Regions from separate parts of the Homo sapiens genome. Here regions 2 and 3 are each linked to region 1. A link is an interaction called in ENCODE POLR2A ChIA-PET data of the cell type or tissue named here. Cell type or tissue: HepG2. All regions are shown on one strand. Region 1 overlaps TRAPPC12 (trafficking protein particle complex subunit 12). Region 2 holds the start of ADI1 (acireductone dioxygenase 1). Region 3 has its middle 17 kb from the start of ADI1.

Region 1 (2,500 bases):
TGCGAGAATGCAGGGGAGCATTTAGTGCAGGGCCTGCCGCACACAGCTCGCTCAATAAATGCGGCGATCACTGTCATCCTGGAGAGAGCCCGGGTTTGCTGGGGACTTGAGACAAGCTACCACTGTGTCCCACGTGACTTTGGCAAGACCTTCCTGCACGGAGACCGCGTTGCTCACACCTGGAAAGGGTGACTGGGTCCGCTCAGCGTCCAGCAAGTGGCTGTGATGGGCCGGCATGAGTGGGCAGATGGACAGTGAGACTGTGCTGCCAGGCCTTGCCCTTGAGGAGGGGCCACGGGCCAGACCACCACAGGCAGGGCAGAGCGATGAGGAATCCAGCAAAGGCCTTTGGCAGAAACCAGATGCCCTGAGCACGGCAGCTGGCACAGCGCTCCTACATGTTCCCCCGTAGCTGTCTCTAAAACGGGAAGGTCTCATGCGTGCCGCACGGAGCACACGACATTCACGCACTCTGCAAGGCCGACCTCCATCACATACTCAGCCTCAGCAAACTTGTTTTGTGGTTTTTCTTTACATGTAAAGGTTTGACCTTAATTTCTAGCATAGAAAACGTTTAAGAGACACTTTAAAAATTTGGCCTATGTATTTGGAGGATGGAGATGAGACAGCGTTCGCCAACTCACATGATAACTTTGTCAGGAAAGAGAGTTAGGTGCAGTCCAAGTGAAATATGAATCGCTGTTTAGAAGATGGAAGCAGGAAACAGACCCTCAGGCCCAACTAAACCGCGACAGCCCCCGGTGACAGGCAGGACCCCGCCGTTGCGATGCGCACAGCTCAGAATCCCGGCCCGACTGCAGTCGGGAGAGCAGCCGCCCCCTGGCAGCCGAGCACCGCGTGCTGGTTTCCAGCTTCCCCGCCAGCTCCTGCGTCAGCGTGTCCTCTCTCTACACCGCGTCTGTATACACTTGTGCTCTTCTACACGTGTGAAACCCACAGTGCTGTTCTCAGCTCTAAAGTACGTTGGGTTTTTCTTCCCACAGGATTATGTGCTGGCCGTGGAGGCGTATCATTCGGTTATCAAGTATTACCCAGAGCAAGAGCCCCAGCTGCTCAGCGGCATCGGCCGGATTTCCCTGCAGGTACCTGTGCACGGTCAGACATGAGCCAGAAAGGCCTTATGATAGTTCTTTGCTCAGATGGGCGACTGTTTGCTTTTAATCATTTTAATATAAGAAAGACTGCAGAAAATATTCCAATTCAAATGTATGTGACCATGAAAAGGGTGGGTTCTTTCCAGGAGTTCTGGTTTGACTGTGGGAGGCCCTGCTGGCTTTTGTGCCTGTTGCTAAATGTGAACCCACAGAAAGTGTCATCACAGCCACACTGAAATGAGTTACTCTAGACATTGTCCTGCTGCAGTTACGAAAGCACTGACTAAACCGTGAGGAATCTCAGTTCAGCTTATCCCGTAATAGTCACTCGCTGATATTTTGCCTGAAATAACCCTTGAATCATGTTTGCTGGACAGACAAAGTCCAGACTGAACAGTGGTCTCAGTAATGCACAAAGCTCGGCAGGACCCCCTTTGCTAAGAATGTCCTTGAAGCTGGAATGCATTTTCCTGGAATATTTGGTGACAGGGAGGTCACAGGGAGTGATGAGTCCCGCCCACATCCCTGTCAATCCCACCCTTGCAGGCGGAGCACAGGGCAGCTTCTGCCCCTCTCACCCTCAGTCTTAGGTCACGTCCCAAACCTGGGCCAGGGAAAGGAGGCACGAGCAAGGGATGGCTGAGCGGGGAGAAGCAGCACAGACCTTCCACAGGCACCCACTCACGGTGAGCCAGGCCCTGCGCTGAGCATTTCACCTCACGGTGTGACTGGCTTGTTTTACAGATCAGCAAACTGAGGTCTCCTGGTTAAGTGATATCCAGCTACAGGAGGCCACATAGATAATGGGGAAGCTAGAATTTGAACAGGGCCTCTGTGAACTCAGGGCCTGCACTCTCAGCTAACAGCTGGTCCTCTCCCCCTCCACACAGTTGCTCACACATGCACTGACACACGTAGGCACACGTGCACACACCATCTCCTGCACGCCGCCTGCTTGTGGAAGTCCACATGGGACACCAGATAGTGTTGGAGGACAGCCCTGTCCATGGGCCCCTGTGGTGGGGCACAGCAGATGACTGTCACTGAATAACCCCAGGCAGGCACAGATGCGTGACGCGTGAGCTGCCACCATGGGCATCGGCTCCTGCCTGCACTGGGATGCTTGCAGCAACCCTCGTTACCTGTGTGAGAAAGCTCTGTGTGGCCAGGATCTCCAGGCTGCCTCATGTGTAACATTATCCCCTGGTTATCATAGTAAAATAGTACGCTGGGCCTGCTCAGATTCCTCACTACCCTGGAGACAATCTCGGAAATTTTATTTCAGAGTCATATTTTGCACAATTTGAGAAGTAGATGCTGAATTGCTTTTGCGTCTGGAAGTGCTTCTCCTTCCAGGGGGAGCCACTGGCTTGACCACAGCGAGG
Region 2 (2,500 bases), 53 kb after region 1:
ACTGCACTCCAGCCTGGGCAAAAAGAGCAAAAAAAAAAAAGAAAGGAAGAATATAAAAACACACAGGACATTAAAACCACAGAGTAAACATGATTTAATTTTGATAGCCCTGACTCAGAGCAGAACTAGACGGTAGGAAAAACTATGTTTGAGCCCATGTAATAATCTAAAAGATGTCTATTAAAATAAATCTTATTTTATTCTTTGAATACATTAAGAAGCTGACCTGTAATCTCACTCTTGTTCTTGTTCTTAAAACCGTCAAATGCACAATGAAACTCCCCAAGTGTATTAATTTGAACCCTCTGGTTGTTTGGATTGTGGATAAACATAATAAGTCAAAATTTATTCTCCTCTCATTAATGGAAAACTATAAACCACTTGATTGCTTTGAAGAAGTACCCTCCAGCAAGGTAAGTGTTAAACCTTATCCTAGGAAAAGACAAATACTATGTAAACATTAACATGCATGCCCTGTTTCGCACTGGTATGCCAATTGTCACTTCCCTCTTCTGTTATTTAGGATAGAACAAGATGATATCCAAATAGATTATGCTGGAATATTCTATAATCCTTTCCCAAGGGAAAAAGTGTGGTGTCCAGGTAACCCTGTGTATTTCATTTAAATCACATGAATGAAGATTAGATCCAGTCACCCCTCAGCCTATCCCTGAGGCCTACCCTGGCCCTCTCTTTTGCAGTAAACCTTTGTTACTGCAAAACCATTTGCAAATAAACAAGGTGAGCGGATCTGGACTGGTGCTGTGCAAGCAACGGGACACCGGTGCAAAGCCTAGCCCCGCCTTGCAAAGCTAGCGTTACAGAGGCAGGGCTGACACCGGGCCCAGCCGGGACCCAAGCCAGCTCCACCGCCCACTGGAGACGCCCCCACCCCACCACCGAGCGCTACCCCCCGGGGATCCCCGACAGACCGCGGCAGGACCCCGCCTCGATCTGCTGGCGCCCGGTCCCTCCCCCAGGACACTTTCAAGCGGAGTCCCCCTTCCTCCGATAGAAGAAACCCCTGGGCCTTTGACCGAGGTTAGCCAGGCAGGCAGGGCGTCGGACAAGCCCAACGAGCCCACGAACTCGCAGCCCGCCTCCGGCGAATCTTGCAGCCCTGCCGGCCGACCCTTCAGGTCGCTGCCAATCCCGGAGCTGCGCGTGCGCAGCGAGTCCCGGCTGCGAGGCCCCTGACTCGCCAACTCTGCTGCTGAGCATGCGCAGCACACCCCAGGCAACAGAAACGGACCGCCGACCCCCACCAGCCCCGCTGCTGAGCATGCGCAGCCCACCCCAGGCGCCGGAAGCCGACCGCCAACCCCGTAAACTTCGCTGCTGAGCATGCGCAGCACACCACAGGCGCTGGGGGCTGACCGCCGACCCCTCAACGCCGCTGCTGAGCATGCGCAGCACACCCAGGCGCCGCGCAGGAGGCCCTGACCACCCAGCCCCACTGCTGAGCATGCGCAGCCCACCCCAGGCACCGGGAGCCGCCACGAACCCCCAAATCCCGCTGCTGAGCATGCGCAGCATGCCGCGGCTCCCAGGCCGCTGCCCGGCACCTGGAGGAGGCTGGGCTGTGCGCGGCGTTTGGGGGTCGGCGTCGCCCGCACGCTCTGCGAGGCTTGGGCTCGCGTACCTTCCAGTAGAGCACCCCGAGCCGCCGCAGCTGCTCCAGGCCCACTGGGCGGCCGGGGTCGGGGCGGTGGGGTTGCCGCGGGTCGCCCGGGGCGTCGTCCATATACCAGGCCTGCACCATGACGCGCAGTGCGGGTGCCGTGTTCGAACCCAGGGGCCGCGCTCGGAGCCCGTCGGCCGCGCTTTATCTTATAGGGAGGCGTGGACGCGCATGGGAGCCGGGATTGGGCGGCTGGTTGGAGGCAGGGCCGGCGCGGGGGAGGCCCCACGGCTCCGCTGTTTTCGGAAGCAAAGGCATTCAAGCCCCGACCCTGTCCTGGGCACCCTCGGACCTGCCTGAGGCCCGCGGCCCGGGGCCAGCCGTTCGCCAGACGCGCCGGGCAGGTGAAGCTCACCGTAGGCATCGCACGTGCCTTGTGTGTGCTGCCGCGGTCTCCCTGCACCTTCAGAGCAATCTTGTGAGGCAAACGACGTTAAACGTGTTTAGAGTATGGAAAGCAAATGCAAAAAAAAAAAAAAAAGAATAAGGATTTTGTTAAGCTCATGCAGTCCATATGGGCACAGTTGAGACTTCACAGCTCGGATCCCAGGTGAGACATTGTCCTCCACCTCCCCGCTCGCCAGACTTTTGCAGTGTCGGCATTCTGCAGTGCTACCCTGTACTTTTTAAACTTCCTCTTGTTTCCTCTTTTCATCGTTTCTCCCTTCCCCATACACTGTAATGTGCTAGTCTTAGAATAAAAACAAGCTTCCCCTATCCCATTCTGAATTTTTCAATGTAGCTAATAAAGTCCAGCCGCTTGACCATCCTAGATGTCTTTTCAAACCAACGAGTTGAAAAAGATCAGATTATCTCAGC
Region 3 (2,500 bases), 70 kb after region 1:
ACAGCAGTGTGAGTGTACCTAATGCCACTGAACTGCACACTTAAAAACGGCTAAGATGGGCTGGCCGCAGTGGTTCACACCTGTAAGCCCAGCACTTGGGGACGGTGAGGCAGGCGGTTCACCTGAGATCAGGAGTTCGAGACCAGCCTGACCAACATGGCAAAACCCTGTCTCTACTAAAAATAAAAAAAAAAATTAAAAAGCCAGGCGTGGTGGTGTGTGCCTCTAGTCCCCAGCTACTTGGGAGGCTGAGGCAAGAGAATCACTTGAACCCAGGAGGCAGAGGCTGCAGTGAGCTGTGATTGCACCACTGCACTCCAGCCTGCGTGACAGAGTGAGACTATCCTGTCTAAAAAAAAAAAAAAAAAAGGTTAAGATGTTAACTTTATGTTATGTATATTTTACCATAATTTTAGAAATCAATTTTTTACAAAGAAAGTTCCATCTGAGTAAAGCCCAGGCAGTGGAACAGCAAAGCCCCTGAGGCAGGAGGTTCCCAGCACATTGAGGAACGGCAGTAAGAGCCGCATGGCTGGAGTTGGCAAGTGCAGGTGAGGTGTGGGGTGGGGACAGGGGGACACCTGTGGGTGTGGGGGAGGAATTTGCATTTTATTCTGAGAGGGACAAGGAAGTCACGGGAGGGTCCTGAGCACAGCAGCGACGTGATCTGACATGGTTTGAAAGTGCCATCCTGGCTGCTACCTGGAGAGGGAGGAGCTGGGGGAGAAGGTGCGAACCCACCAGGAGCTCTGCACTAGTACAGGCAGGGAAGGACGCAGCCTGCAGTGGAGGTTAGGGCTGATCAGACTAGAGATGTGTTGAAAATGGAACCAAAAGCCTGTGCTGGCAAACTGAACAGGGTAGGACACACAGCGGGGTCCAGGCGTGAGCACTGTCGGTCCCGGCCACGAGAGAGCCAGCACCAGGTCCTGTACTGACCACAGACACGTCACTGCCCCAAGACAGGGCGGTCGTGTGCTGCTCAGATGGTTAAAACAGAAAAAGAACATTGCCAGCAGAGGGAGGGCCCAGAGACTAGAGCAGGATCTCTCTGCCTCTTACTTTACACATTAGAGAAAGGAAAGGACTTGTGGAAAAATACTAATTTCATTGCACTCACAGAGTAGAGAATTTTAAAAGAATGACGTGTGTGGCTTTATCTGGTGAGTCACATGTCATACAGGGAAGAACGGTCGGCCTAGAGTCAGAGGAGCTGACTCGGCTGCAGTTTCCTCCCTGTAAAATAAAACAAATGGGCCTTGACAAAGACCTTCCCGGACCAAGCTTGCGTCCACCGCTCCGAGTCCCCTCCCCTCTGGGACCAAGCTTGAGTCCACCCCTCCGAGTCCCCTCGTGGACCAGGCTCTGACCTTGGGCTCTGTCCTGGGCTGGCTCCGTTTGAGCAAATCCTGCTGAGCCTGCTTGGGGAAACCCACCCTGACTCCTGACGTTTCCACTTAGGAATTTCTGTCCACAGGCCCCACCCCTGCTCCGGGGCTGTCAGCTCCCACCCATCCCTGTACTCGGATTTGAGCCCCATCTCTCTCCTTTTCTGCAAAACCTCACTGGAGTGGGCCCTTGAATAATGCCTCTTCACACCCTTAACAAGAATTTCCTTTTTTTCTTTACCAAGCATCCCAACCTACCATTTCAGCCTGCTCAGGCTGCTGGGACAAAATACCACAGGCTCGGGGGCTTGAAACAACAGAAATCTATTTTCTCCCAGTTCTGGAGGCTGCAAGTCTCAGGTCAAGGTTCCCGCTGGTTCCGTTTCTGCAGAGGCTCCTTCCTGGCTCGCAGAGGCTGGTGCGTGGTCTGTCCCGGGAGAGTGCCCCTGCAGGCAGGAGGGAGCACGAGCACTCTGGGGTCTCTCCTTATAGGGACACCCATCCCATCGGGTCAGGGCCTCCCCACCCTTATAACCTTAACCCCAGTACCTCCTTAGAGGCCCCTCTCCAAATGGCCACGCCAGGGATTAGGGGTTTGACATGAATTTTGGGGGATCCATTCAGTTCCTAAATGTGATCCCCATCAATTTTCTTCTGGGTTTCAAAATGTTAGGTTAAAGCATGTTGTCTACCTAAAAGGAGCACACTACATATTATACGAATCTCAGATACACACACTGTGCCATGTCACAGAGTTTCACAGAGCAGATGGGAGCTGCAAAGACTGGGGTGGGATCTGAACACCTCAGCTAAGCATGTGTCCACCTGGCCACTGGGGTTTCTGCTGGTCAGAGTCCCACAGCACCGATGCCCTTTACCTGCCCTCTTTGAAGGCAGACCTTTCGAATATTTTTTATCAAATATTTATTAACAGGTATTACAACATGATTCAAAGATCAAGGTAACATATAAAAAGGCTAGGCACAGTGGCTCATGGCTCTAACCCCAGCGTGTTGGGAGGCCGAGGCTGGAGAATTGCTTGAGCCCAGAAGTTGAAGACCCGCCTGGACAACGTAGTGAGACCCCAGCTCTAACAAAAATAAAAATTAGCT

The links. Peaks named below come from ENCODE experiments on the same cell type or tissue, not always from the same donor. Only the 100,000 strongest peaks of a DNase experiment are listed, where the experiment ranks them.
Region 2: POLR2A ChIA-PET joins it to region 1 with 21 read pairs; 4 of 35 experiments call an interaction of 5 or more read pairs at or near these places.
Region 3: POLR2A ChIA-PET joins it to region 1 with 16 read pairs; 4 of 35 experiments call an interaction of 5 or more read pairs at or near these places.

The regions. Positions count from the first base shown.
Region 1 is chr2:3,464,593-3,467,092 of GRCh38, forward strand. TRAPPC12 (trafficking protein particle complex subunit 12) reads left to right here. Exons shown (of 12, transcript NM_016030.6): 9 at 1,005-1,103. Among named protein-coding and RNA genes, the nearest start is that of TRAPPC12-AS1, 17 kb to the right of the region's middle. In HepG2, no CTCF peak of the experiment used is centred here; a DNase peak (open chromatin) is centred at 1,469.
Region 2 is chr2:3,517,726-3,520,225 of GRCh38, forward strand. ADI1 (acireductone dioxygenase 1) reads right to left here and starts at 1,806. Exons shown (of 4, transcript NM_018269.4): 1 at 1,643-1,806. The coding sequence starts at 1,762. It overlaps LOC124907725 (a long non-coding RNA gene), which reads left to right and starts at 1,821. Exons shown (of 2, transcript XR_007086195.1): 1 at 1,821-2,231. RefSeq lists silencers at 713-912, 1,393-1,452, 1,533-1,852, 1,923-2,052 and enhancers at 1,472-1,993, 1,994-2,500. In HepG2, no CTCF peak of the experiment used is centred here; DNase peaks (open chromatin) are centred at 756, 1,276 and 1,846; H3K4me3 peaks cover 2,235 bases.
Region 3 is chr2:3,535,078-3,537,577 of GRCh38, forward strand. It overlaps a transcript of RNASEH1 not described here. Among named protein-coding and RNA genes, the nearest start is that of ADI1, 17 kb to the left of the region's middle. RefSeq lists enhancers at 815-2,014, 922-1,216. In HepG2, CTCF peaks have their summits at 600, 1,005 (motif pointing right) and 1,823; DNase peaks (open chromatin) are centred at 1,234 and 1,814; H3K4me3 peaks cover 1,674 bases.